Regions from separate parts of the Homo sapiens genome. Here region 2 is linked to region 1. Evidence: chromatin contacts called from ENCODE Hi-C or POLR2A ChIA-PET data. All regions are on one chromosome and are shown on one strand. Each heading gives the region's core, a stretch centred on a gene start or an enhancer-like site at or near the end of the contact. The rest is flanking DNA. Distances are from core to core; before and after follow the strand shown. Region 1 has its middle 260 kb from the start of LINC01773. Region 2 has its middle 49 kb from the start of LINC01773.

What was found. Hi-C counts contacts between places; a loop is a spot of excess contacts on that map. ChIA-PET counts read pairs that join two places held with the same protein, here RNA polymerase II (POLR2A).
Region 2: a map of ascending aorta shows a loop between it and region 1 (2.0-fold over the local background). The contact joins two enhancer-like sites. A Hi-C loop is called at or near these places in 1 of 168 maps with a recorded cell type or tissue (ascending aorta). POLR2A ChIA-PET finds 5 or more read pairs at or near these places in 1 of 52 experiments (activated T-cell).

Annotation. Positions count from the first base shown.
Region 1 is chr1:87,641,787-87,647,271 of GRCh38, forward strand. No RefSeq gene overlaps it. Among named protein-coding and RNA genes, the nearest start is that of LINC01773, 260 kb to the right of the region's middle. RefSeq lists an enhancer at 615-1,927. Within about 2 kb of position 2,950, at least 2 of the 41 ENCODE cell types and tissues checked have a DNase peak (open chromatin) inside an H3K27ac peak, as active enhancers do.
Region 2 is chr1:87,953,153-87,958,637 of GRCh38, forward strand. No RefSeq gene overlaps it. Among named protein-coding and RNA genes, the nearest start is that of LINC01773, 49 kb to the left of the region's middle. Within about 2 kb of position 3,024, at least 2 of the 41 ENCODE cell types and tissues checked have a DNase peak (open chromatin) inside an H3K27ac peak, as active enhancers do.

The DNA.
Region 1 (5,485 bases), core at 1,700-4,199:
CCATCCTGAATGACGTGAGAAAAACACATTTCTGTGCAAATCAAAAGCTAACAAAATGAAGCCCTCAGGATGAAATAATTCCTCAATCAAAAATCACTTTGGTGGAAATACGTACTGACACCTGGATTTGCAAGAAAAAAAATATGAGACTGAAAAAGAATTAGAGCTCCCTTTCAATTAATAAATCTTGGCTACTGTTGGTAGCACTGAGTTTTGTTTTCCAAATGAGGTTTAAAACTATATTTTGTAAAAATGCAAAATGACAGGTATTTAAACTCATCCACTTCCTTCGAGCACTTTCCCTAGAATCTGTTTTTATCTGGTCTTTTTAACCACATGCATGCCATATGTACATTCCACCCAGGACCACTGGCCAGGGGCAATTCCACAGTGATCAATCGAGCAGCATGCTGTTTACCTCTTGTCTTTCAGGCTGAAAAAGGTGCCCTTTTGTCAGAGTAGACTCCCTCTGGACAGTCCATAGATTAAAGAGAAAAATAAAACCCCCAAATGACTAAAAATAAAACCTTGCAATGACTAAAAGTTAGAAACAACCATAATAAAAAGAAATATAGTCGGGAGAAGAATATTGTGGATTTTCTTCTTGGAAATTTTGAGAAACCTTAAGACGCAGGTCTAGAATGATCTTACTGTTGGCCACAGTCAAAGGACACATAGCTTTAAATGAAAGTTTCAGGGTGGGTATTTGAGAATGTTGGGGCTCCTGAAATGATTATCTGTTTGAGCAGGTGGCGTCCATGAACTGGTCCTGAGGACATACTCCCCTGGTCTTTTAAGTCTGAGGTCAAACATTTCACAGACTCTGCCACACTAAGTGATTAACAAAACTAAGTTGTAGCTGGTAGGCAGCTGGGTGCTTATAGCCTTGTAAGCCCCAGTGGTTTAGGCTTCTTTGATTATAGGAGCTGACCTTGGTCTCTACAAGAGTTGGGCAATCTGGGGGACTGGACAAACTGCAAATAGATTGCTAGGAGTTTCCTGTTTTCATTCAGATGTGTACAAATTACCTCAACATGCCCTTTTTTCCAGAAAACACTAAGGTCTGAAAGAAACTCTTGTTATATTGTTGCCACTTAGGTTTCACTGAGCCTGCATTATCTACTCACAGCTTTAATGACTTCCTGCTGAGAGAGGTTCTGTAGCAGTCTTGGCAGCAGGGCTAAGAATAGCATTAAATGCAAGGTTATCTAGGCATTACACTCACTGTAACATGCAATTAACTCTCCTCTTCCATTTTCATTACACAATTATTCATTAATGTCAATTTAATTTTATGCATTGTTCTACATGACCGAAGGCTGATTACGGGCCTTTTCACTCCAATATCCTAAGTTAACTGGTGCCAGCCGCACTCAGGGCTGCCTAATTGCAATTTAGCCCAGAAAATTCCTCCCATTTTTGCCCTCCAGTAATGGAACAACAGATCATGGCCAGGTAAAGATTTTAAGGTGGAAATAAAGCCCAAGCTACAAAACACTGAAGTTCAGAAAAGCCTTTTTTCTTTTATTTAACGGAATAAAGGCTCTCTGGAAAAATTAAATGAAGCAAGTTTTGTCCCCTTTTTAAAAATATGATGCTTTTGTGAACTGGAGTTTAGTAATTTTAACATAACTACCAAAGTCAGAGTGTACCCCAGGTCCAAGAACCCCACTGGGCTCCTTTAGTTCAGCAACATCCTTATAATGCAAAGCTATGCTGTCCACACCTAGGAATTTTGAATGATAATGTGGAATCCACAGGAACATTGGAGAATAGTTTCCATAGGTTTGATGGGTTTTTTGACATTAATGAATAATTATTTGTTGCTGTTGTTTTAGAATATGGGCAGGTTGTAGGGTTCTGAAGTTAGTCTTTTTACAACTGTAATGGAGTGTTTTTTGAACAGCATCCCTCAGGAGGTAGAAATGAAAAGAATCCTGCTTCTCTCAAAAGCTTTCCCCACTACAGTCTTTCTACTTCAAATCAGAGTAAGTTCATTAGATATCCACCTTAAAACTATAATGGTGATGTAGACTAACAGTAATTCAGATCCTCATACATCCTTGTGTCCAAGTAATTCACATTATCGTTTAATCTGCACAAACAGCTCATCATTAGCTTTTCTAGTTTTATCAGCAGACAATTGTTGAAAATTAAGATTTAAAGAACTATTAACGAGGAAGCTGGGACTGTTCCCTGCTTTCTGTAGGTAGTTACTGTTGTTAAATCCAGGGGAAGGTGAGTCTCTGGGATAATGAAATCTATTAAAAGTCAGGAAATAAGTCTGTCCCCTCTCACAATGGGTTACTAGGTTCATTTCACAGAAGGCTTCAGTGCTAGCTTCTTTGCAAACCACAAGTAGTCAGAATATATGAACACACACATACTTTTAAGCAGTGTATAGTGCCCAGGGCTAAGAGTCAAGATTTCTCTTTCTAAAGCCACAACAAAGCAAACATGGTACAAACAGGCAGTGCAGCAGCCCCCTTCTTGCCACTATGGGTAAAGCTGTGTCAGCATTTCCACTAGAAACCCCCTTTTTCAGGGGCTTTATAACTCAGCCATAAAAATTAGTTCCAAACAAAAACTTGGCATACAAAGTTTCAGCCTTAAAGTGACCTTTTTTTTTTCCTTTGACAAATTGTCAAAGGAAAAAAACCCAGTCCTTTGGCTATTTTTACTTTTTTTTTTTCTTTTTTGAAGGCACAAAAATAGAAAACAGAAATGTACTGGTTGTGCACTTTTTTGGAACTCTTACAAAAACATTTATAGGCCATTATGGGGCATGAGTGTTCTTGGAGTACTACAGGTTTTCCAGACAGATGGTTTTATAAGACTAACGTCATCAATGCTTGTGAGGTGACTTTTCAAAAAAGTATTCTCTGTTATATCTCTTTGTCTTCAGTCACATGGAACAGATCTGCCTTATAAATGGGTGTGACAGTTCTGATGCACACAATAGTGAGTCGTTGAGGTCTATTAGCTCAATAATCCACGCTCTGAAGTATCCGTCAATATAAATTTGGCCAATAGACCGCAGAGACTGGGAAAAGCTTCCATAGTTCTTAGAGCAGCTGCAGTGTGTTCTAACATTCTCTAAATATGTAGGAAAACAATTGGGCCCGTGTGTAAGTTTTCAAACTCCTTTGAAAACAATGGGCTAAGATCCCACTCTGTGTAACTCTAGGGGAGAATTAAATAACTTTAAATAGCAGCACTCAAAACTTAATTAATGTGATTCAGCCAGAGTTGTGCAAATTTGGTGATACGAAGTGCCAGTGGTCACAGAGTCACACTTGTGGCTAACAGTGACTCACCCCATTGTTCAAAAATACAGATGAGGTCTGGGAAAAGCTTGTGATGTTTTGACACCATAGGGACTATAGCAACTTGGTACAATGTGACAAGTTAAGGACAGTCGCAGTGAGTTAAAAATGAGGCCTACTCTTTGGAGCTTGAATTATGTAAGAACATAATGAAAGAGTTTACATTATGATTATAATTACTTTTATTTGTGCTGAGGTTGCCTTTGTTAGGTTACATTAAGACCATAACCACTGAACTTACTCTCCCACCCAACTTTGATTTTACACTTAATTTATATGTTACTAATAGCTAACTTCTGTCTAAAGCCTTTTTGATTCATGCTCTGTTTGCTTTCCTTCTGTGAGGTTTATGGTCAAGGGACCTAATTTGCTGGTTTCGTTATAAGCTGCATTTTGGACAAAATATGAACTAATGGGGTTGAATTTAGGCTCTCGACTTTGCCTCAAAAGTCAAACCATGGCTTTATAACAAAGAGGTATTTAGCGGTGTCATTGGAGCATTTAGCTTCCTGAAGTTCACATATGATTAGAAGTTAAATATCTAAAAATCCATTTATTTGCTTAATAACACTGCCAAATTGAACCCGTCTGTGGTTTCTGCATTATAAAGCTACTAAAGGACTCTTTTGAGGTACTGTGTATGTGATTACTAACTGAATAGATTTCAACCAGCACCACTCAAATCAAATCATCATTCCTCATGGATTGTGCACCTAGTTCTCATTTAGCAATGCTGGGTGTCAGGGGGATTTGCAGTTTCCTGTGCTTTCCTCTATGATCTCGCTAACCACAGTGTAGTTTTATCAAATATTTGAGTCCAGGTCTGTCCCCCACTTCCCAACCCCTGTTCCTTGATGGTGCAGGCGAATTTGCATATATGTGTATCCTGCAGCCCATAGCACGCTCCCATATGCTCTATGTGGGAGATTAAGCCCTTCCTACATGGTGGTAGCCAATATCGATTGGGTGCTATAAGACACGCCAGGTCCTATTCTGAACTTGTTACCTGAAAACACTACTAAAATCTTCCCAACAACCTGAAAAGATAGGTACCATCATATTCCCCATTTTACGATAAGAAAACAGAGATACACAAAGATATTAGGCCCCTGGCTAAGGTCACGCACTAGTAAGGAACATGGGTGGATTCACATGAAGGCATCTGTCAACAAAGTCCAGCCTCTCAACCTCATGTTCTTCTGTTTCTCTAAATGTGCACTAAGTCACTCTGTGACAGAGTTCCTGTTTTTGTTTGCTTCTTTGAGACAGAGTCTTGCTTTGCTACCCAGGCTGGAGTGCAGTGGCACGATCTCAGCTCACTGCAACCTCCATCTCCTGGGTTCAAGCGATTATTCTGCCTCAGCCTCCCGAGTAGCTGGGACTACAGGCAGGCGCGTACCACCACGCCTGACTAATTTTTGAATTTTTAGTAGAGATGGGGTTTCACCATACTGGCCAGGCTGGTCTCGAACTCCTGACCTCATGATCCATCCCCCTCAGCCGCCCAAAGTGCTGGGATTAAAGGTGTGAGCCACCATGCCCAGCCGAGTTCCTGTTCTTAAAAAAATTAAAATCTAGTTGAGCTGATAAGCTCTATGTACACATGTGACACAGCTGTGTAATAAAGGACCACATGTGATTAAGAACTAAAGGTATGACAAGGGTAACAGGTGCTAGAAGCATCTAAAATAGCAGCTATCAAGGTATGTTAGCATGCTAACCTGGGAAGACTTCCTGGAGATGTCACTGTTTTTGAGATTTGAAGAATGTAAAGGCCTTGGATAAGTGGCGAGGAAGTGGGAGTTATTTCTGTTGTGGGGAAAGAGGAAAGGAGGACAGTGCTCATCCTGTCAGCATAGTCGAACCTGGGCAGAAGAATGGTAGGAGAAGTTGTCTAGGGAGGCAGGGGCCTTGAAAGCCAGGCTGAGAAATACAAATAGAACTCAAAGAAAAATCATAATGATCTGGTTAAGTGTATGGCTTGGAAAATCATCTTTTTCAAATTTGTTCAACAGTCTAGGAAATGGAGTGTGTTCAGAAGAAGGGCCTTGCTGTTTTAGCATGGGAAAGAGCTGTACACACCCTCCCTTTGCAACACGACTGTTGGTCCCATGTCCTTCCTGAGACTTCCTGAAGTGGAGAAGCTACTTCAGTCTGAG
Region 2 (5,485 bases), core at 1,774-4,273, 310 kb after region 1:
GGTACATTTAACTTTCAGTCCTACTTAAACGTCTTCATGTGGTTGTAGTAACATACCTTGATCTCCTCAGAAAACATCATGGTCTGAGGGTTTGAGCTGCAGCAATTTTGAAAATTGTCTCAGGCTTGGGAAACAGCCTCTCTGGATTTATGGTTAGTGGCAAACTGGCATCCTGCCCTGTTGTGAATTTTAAAAGAATGTTCTCTTTCTAGGATTTTTCCAATTTTCCTCAAACATGATAACGTTGTTTGGGGGATTCCTGACTCATAACCAAACCGTATGTCCTCTAATACAGTTACAACCTAAGTTAAATGAATATTTATTGGCCTGACATATACCCACTTAAAGTTGGGAAAACTGAGGACTGATATAAAAATTTTTATTCAAGTCATTGGCCAGAGTTAAAAAGGGGAGCTCATGGTTGTATTTTACACATTTTATCATAGTTGTTCGGTCCTTCTTGAATGAGAAACACCCTTCAGGAAGATGCAATTTACTATTTATGTCTTTTTGCTGAACTATACCTTGATCACACTGACTACTGAGTGGCCGTGGCCCCTCTCAGTTGTCTCTGCATCTTTGGGCCCCATGAGAGCTTGCTGATTTCTGATTTCGCTGCTATCTGCATGCCTAGATGGGCTATTTACCCATTCTCTGGGGTTTGAGGCAGTAGGCGTTAGCTTTGAGGTGAAGAGTTGTGAGGATAAACTTCCTTTAGGGAAGGACATGAAAATCATATTTAGGGGCAGTTCACAGGCTCTTTTTTGGTAGTCATAGCTCCCCCTGCTGCCCAGTTAGGGGCAAGAGAGGCCAAAGGAACTGAAGTGAGACAAAGTATAACCGACTTGGGTGGAGTCAAGTCAGCTCCAGGAGCCAGCAACTGAAGACAACTCACCTTAGCTCTAGAGCCTAGGACCCTAAGCATGCCCAGGAGAAGAGATGGCAAATGTGAGAAAAGGCAATGAATGATTTAGGAAGGCAGTGTTAGGTTTTTGAGGGTGGGGGAGTACAAAAAAGGAGGATTGACATTTTTAAATGGTATTACCAAACTGTTGGCTAAAATCAAATATACAAACAGAAGAAAATTTTGAATTCACACACAAATGTAACTAACCAGCAGGCTCTCCACTCCTCCATCATATGTCTTATCCTAGAATATCTCAGCTCTGTCAGCTCTTACTGGGGGCAAGTTACGTAAACTCTGCCTCGTTTTCCTGGTCTGTAAATGGGATTTAGTATAATGATTTAAAGAAAAAAAATGTATATATTTCTCACAAAGCCATGTATTTGTATAGAAGAAGCCAACACATGTTGGCTGTTTTTTTTCTCCTTGTGCTATTTTTATTTAAGCTATTGGTCCTCAAACATGGTTGTACACTGGAATCACATGGAGAATCTTTTAAAAATACTCATTCCTGGGTCCCATTCCGAAGGATTCTGATTTAATTGATATATGGGGTGTGGCCTGGGTATGGAGAGTTTTCAAATCTCCCAAGGAATCATAATATGTAGCAAAGTTAAAGGGCCATTGCTCTAGGGCTCCTCATCATCCTTCTTCAGAGACCAGTGTTTCACAAGGGGTTGAGGTGTGCCAGGTGGAGTGAAGTGACCTTTTGCAGTGTCAGATTTGTGGAGGGACACAAGGAAACACTAACTCTTTACTGAAATGTGGTCTTGGGCCCAGCAGCATCTGAATCACTGGTGAGCAATTTAATTTTAGACTCTCAGATCCCACTCCAGACCTGCTGGATCATAGTCTTCATTTCAACAAGGTCCCTAAGTGATCTGCACACAGATTCAGGTTTGGGAAGTCCTGCTGTAGCTCACACGTTCTCTCTCTCTCTCTCTTTCTCTCTCTCTCCTTTCTTGCTTTGGCTTCTTTATTCACCATAGAGAATAGTGTTGAGTATTTCTGATGAGGAAATATCCTTGCAAAAAAGGCTCTGGGTCTTTATTTCTCTTCAGATTCCAATTTCCTTAATTTTTTTTTTTTTTTTTTTTTAGCTGCCAAACATAGTTTGAGTTTCTAATACCTGTCTCAACTTACAAGCACCCACTTCAAGTCTGCTGATAGATGTACACTGGGCCTCTTATGTAGCGTCTAAAAATATTCTTTCTAGGGCCGGTGCAAATGCCTTGATGGGGCCAGCTTTGGCCTATTGATGAGACAGGGTCGACGTTTGATAGAGGATCTTTGGTACATCACAGCGGTGAGACCAAATTTAGAGAATGATTATCATTTACTAAAAGTTCAGAAAGGGAATAAAATCTTCCATCAGAACCTACTTATTAAGGTTACCTTAACAATAAACCATAAAATGAATGGAATGTTGGCCTTGTGGACCGGTTCCTAAAAAAGACAATGCAAATATTTTAAACTAAAATGTAAGGAGATGGGACAGGGCTTTGGAAAAGTGGGAGTGGGGTAGAGTGATTTAGTAAAGAGAATAAATCTCAACAGGAATTTTGTTTCTATAACATTAGCATAATTCTGTGACATTAGTACTTCTTCCTCACTCCCTCACCCATCTCATTTCAAAAAGGGAAATATTTAAACATGAGTTTTAAAAGATTCATTTTGAGATGGAAATAATACAAGAATAACTATTGCTGTCTTCACTTTTTCTCTCTTATTTTCTTTCCGGAGACACGATGTCCCATTTATGATGCTTTTATGTCTATAAACGATTTGGGGAAAGCACTGAAACCAAATCTGTAAACGTGCAAGCCTTCTGCATTGGTGGGGAGGGGATAGGGTGAGGGGGAGACACAAATTGCAAAGAGCAGAATAATCAGATACAGAGGGACTTTGATCTTCTGGAGACCTAAGCTAATAGATGTTAAGTGCAGTTCAGTGGAAGTAATAACCCATGAAGAAAACAAAATCTGCAAAATGACAAAATGCTGCAGTCCACTGATCAAGGAAGACATTGGAAAATTACTATGAAAGCATCCTTAGCCCAGCAGATCCAAGGTGAAAAAAGGGCTGCGTCTGCCAACCAGCAGCCAGACATTCCAGGCAGACTTAGCCGTCTCCCATTTTGTGGCCAGATTAACACTCTGTGTAACCTGAATGCCTTCTCACTGAAAAGGCATGAACTGGCACCACTGCAGCCCTGGGCTTCATCTCTCCCAGTGACGCCATAGTGAATCACTGTGAGGCTAGCTACAGACTCGGTGGGGGCATTCCAGGGGCCGTTATTACCGTTAATCAATTAGGAAGAGTTAAGAATTTCTGAATATATGCCAAATGCAGTGCTGGTCATTTTTTTGACATCAGTAGGACATACTTGAGATAAATTTGACATCTGTCAATAAATTAGTATTTCACCAAGCAAACTACTTAGAAAAAAATTGGAAATTTACGGACATTGAAATGCACTTTAGAAATCCAGAAACTTTATAAAGGAGAACTCCTTAATACTAGTCTATTTAAGTTATATTTTATTATGAGTATTTATTTATTGAGCAATGACTACATCACATATGTTGTATACAAGATAGGGCAGAATTAATTTAACTGTATAGAACAAACTAAATTTGTATTATCCAAAGAAAATCTACAACTTGAAGTAATTACTTTTGTTGGAGACAGATTCTTTATTGTGAAAATAATTAAACAAACAAACAAACACCATCAGAGAATGTGAGTTAACAGTCAGGAAACTGGGAGAAATGGAGAATGCATTTTAAAAGTCCCACCTTCCCACATTTCATGTAATGGCTAATTAAACATATGGAATACATTATCTGAACCACAAATTAATGTGTTTGGATAGGGTAGGAGCAAACAAATGAAAATGAAGGAAAGCTATGCAATTGGAATCCAGGCATGATGTGGACAAGCTCTGCTGGGCACCAGCATTTGGTTCATGTTTGAAAAAATTACATTAGAACACTTAAAAGCAACATCTTGCTTAGAGGATTCTCCTTTTCAAGAGAAAAATTGAAGTTGGCAAAGCTCGGATAACAATATATACTAGTATTATTGATGGCCAAAAATAAGAGGAAAGGAAATTACACCACTGATTTATTCCAATACATTTAAACTTTCTGGACAGTTTCCACATGTTAAAAAGGACATTGGTGAGCATCTACAGGTATCTTATTAAGCATTGTGCTGCCTCTCAATATAGTTATTTACAGAAAGACTGGCCTTTAAAAATATATTTTGCCTATGGGGAAAATTGAGACTGGACCTACATGATGCCAATGGTACTTATAGAAAATTAAAACTCCTCAATTGTTGGAAAAGATATTTTATATCATACATGTATGTATTTTCGAAACAAGTTGCTTCCTTGTCTTAGAGTCTTGTGGGTACAGGCTTGGCTCCCACTGTAGACTAACCAGGTGATGAAAATGAGAACTCCCAACTCTGAGTTACCCGTCCATTACTCAGCCTGCTAGGCCACGCTGCCTCTCCCCAGCAACTCTCCCTATCTATTATATACATATATACAATTTAGACTGAGCATGCTGGGTGGCTTAACTAATGATTGCAGACCACTTTGGAAATAGAAAATACCCTGTGTGCACAGAACTAGTAATGATTAGATAACAGACTGTCCTAAATTTTACATTTAATTCAAACAAACCTTTTCTTGATGAAAGTTTTGCTATTAAACAAAAGACTTTTTTTATACTAGAGGTTTTCACGGTATTTTCATTTGAGTTGAATTTCTGTTCTTCAGACCCATATTTCTGCCAATTTCTATCTCTTGTGCTTTCTCTGGCACAACTGAAAGAACAAAGTTAATAACAGAGAAAGGACAAGCTTTAAAAAGTGCTGCATTTATCGTCGGTTGTAATTCTGCTATTAAATGGTCTTGGCATTTGGGAAATTCTTCTCAATCTTGCTTTTTTTCTTAGAGGTAAAAAATGGAAAACATGGAATTTATACTAAAAATAATCCTCTATCTTCTGCGTTCTCAGTCTTTACCTCTTTGCATTCAGTGTGTGACCTCCTACCTCTATAAGATAGTGTGCAAGATGAGTACCAAGCCTTTGCTTCCCCTTAACTTTTCTAGAAGTAACACACATGCACGTCCTCACACACACACACATACACTCACAATTTGTGTAGAATTATTTTTCACTCTGATTTCTGCCTGTGGAACAGATTGAAGATTTTACCATCCAAAACCCACAAAGAGAAAACTCCTACTGTGGTCTTCAGAATTTCCATTCAGCTGATTTGCCTGCCAAGTCCAGTGACCAGTACCGCCGCTCCTGATGGTGGGGAGCATATGGTACTGCTGTGAATAGTTTTGCTCTCACTGCTGTGAAATCCCACGCCTTCCTACAGAATGTGTTTGGAGGAGCAAATGGTAAGTGTCGCTATTCAGCATAGCTCTGTCTCTGCCTATGGAACCCAGTCTTTTAAACAACAAAATGAAGATAACTGCAAGTCTTCACAGGCCCTGGTTTAGTGTTAGGCTTCAGGGTTAATGGTCACCTGTTAACTGTTTCTTCTTCCCAGGAG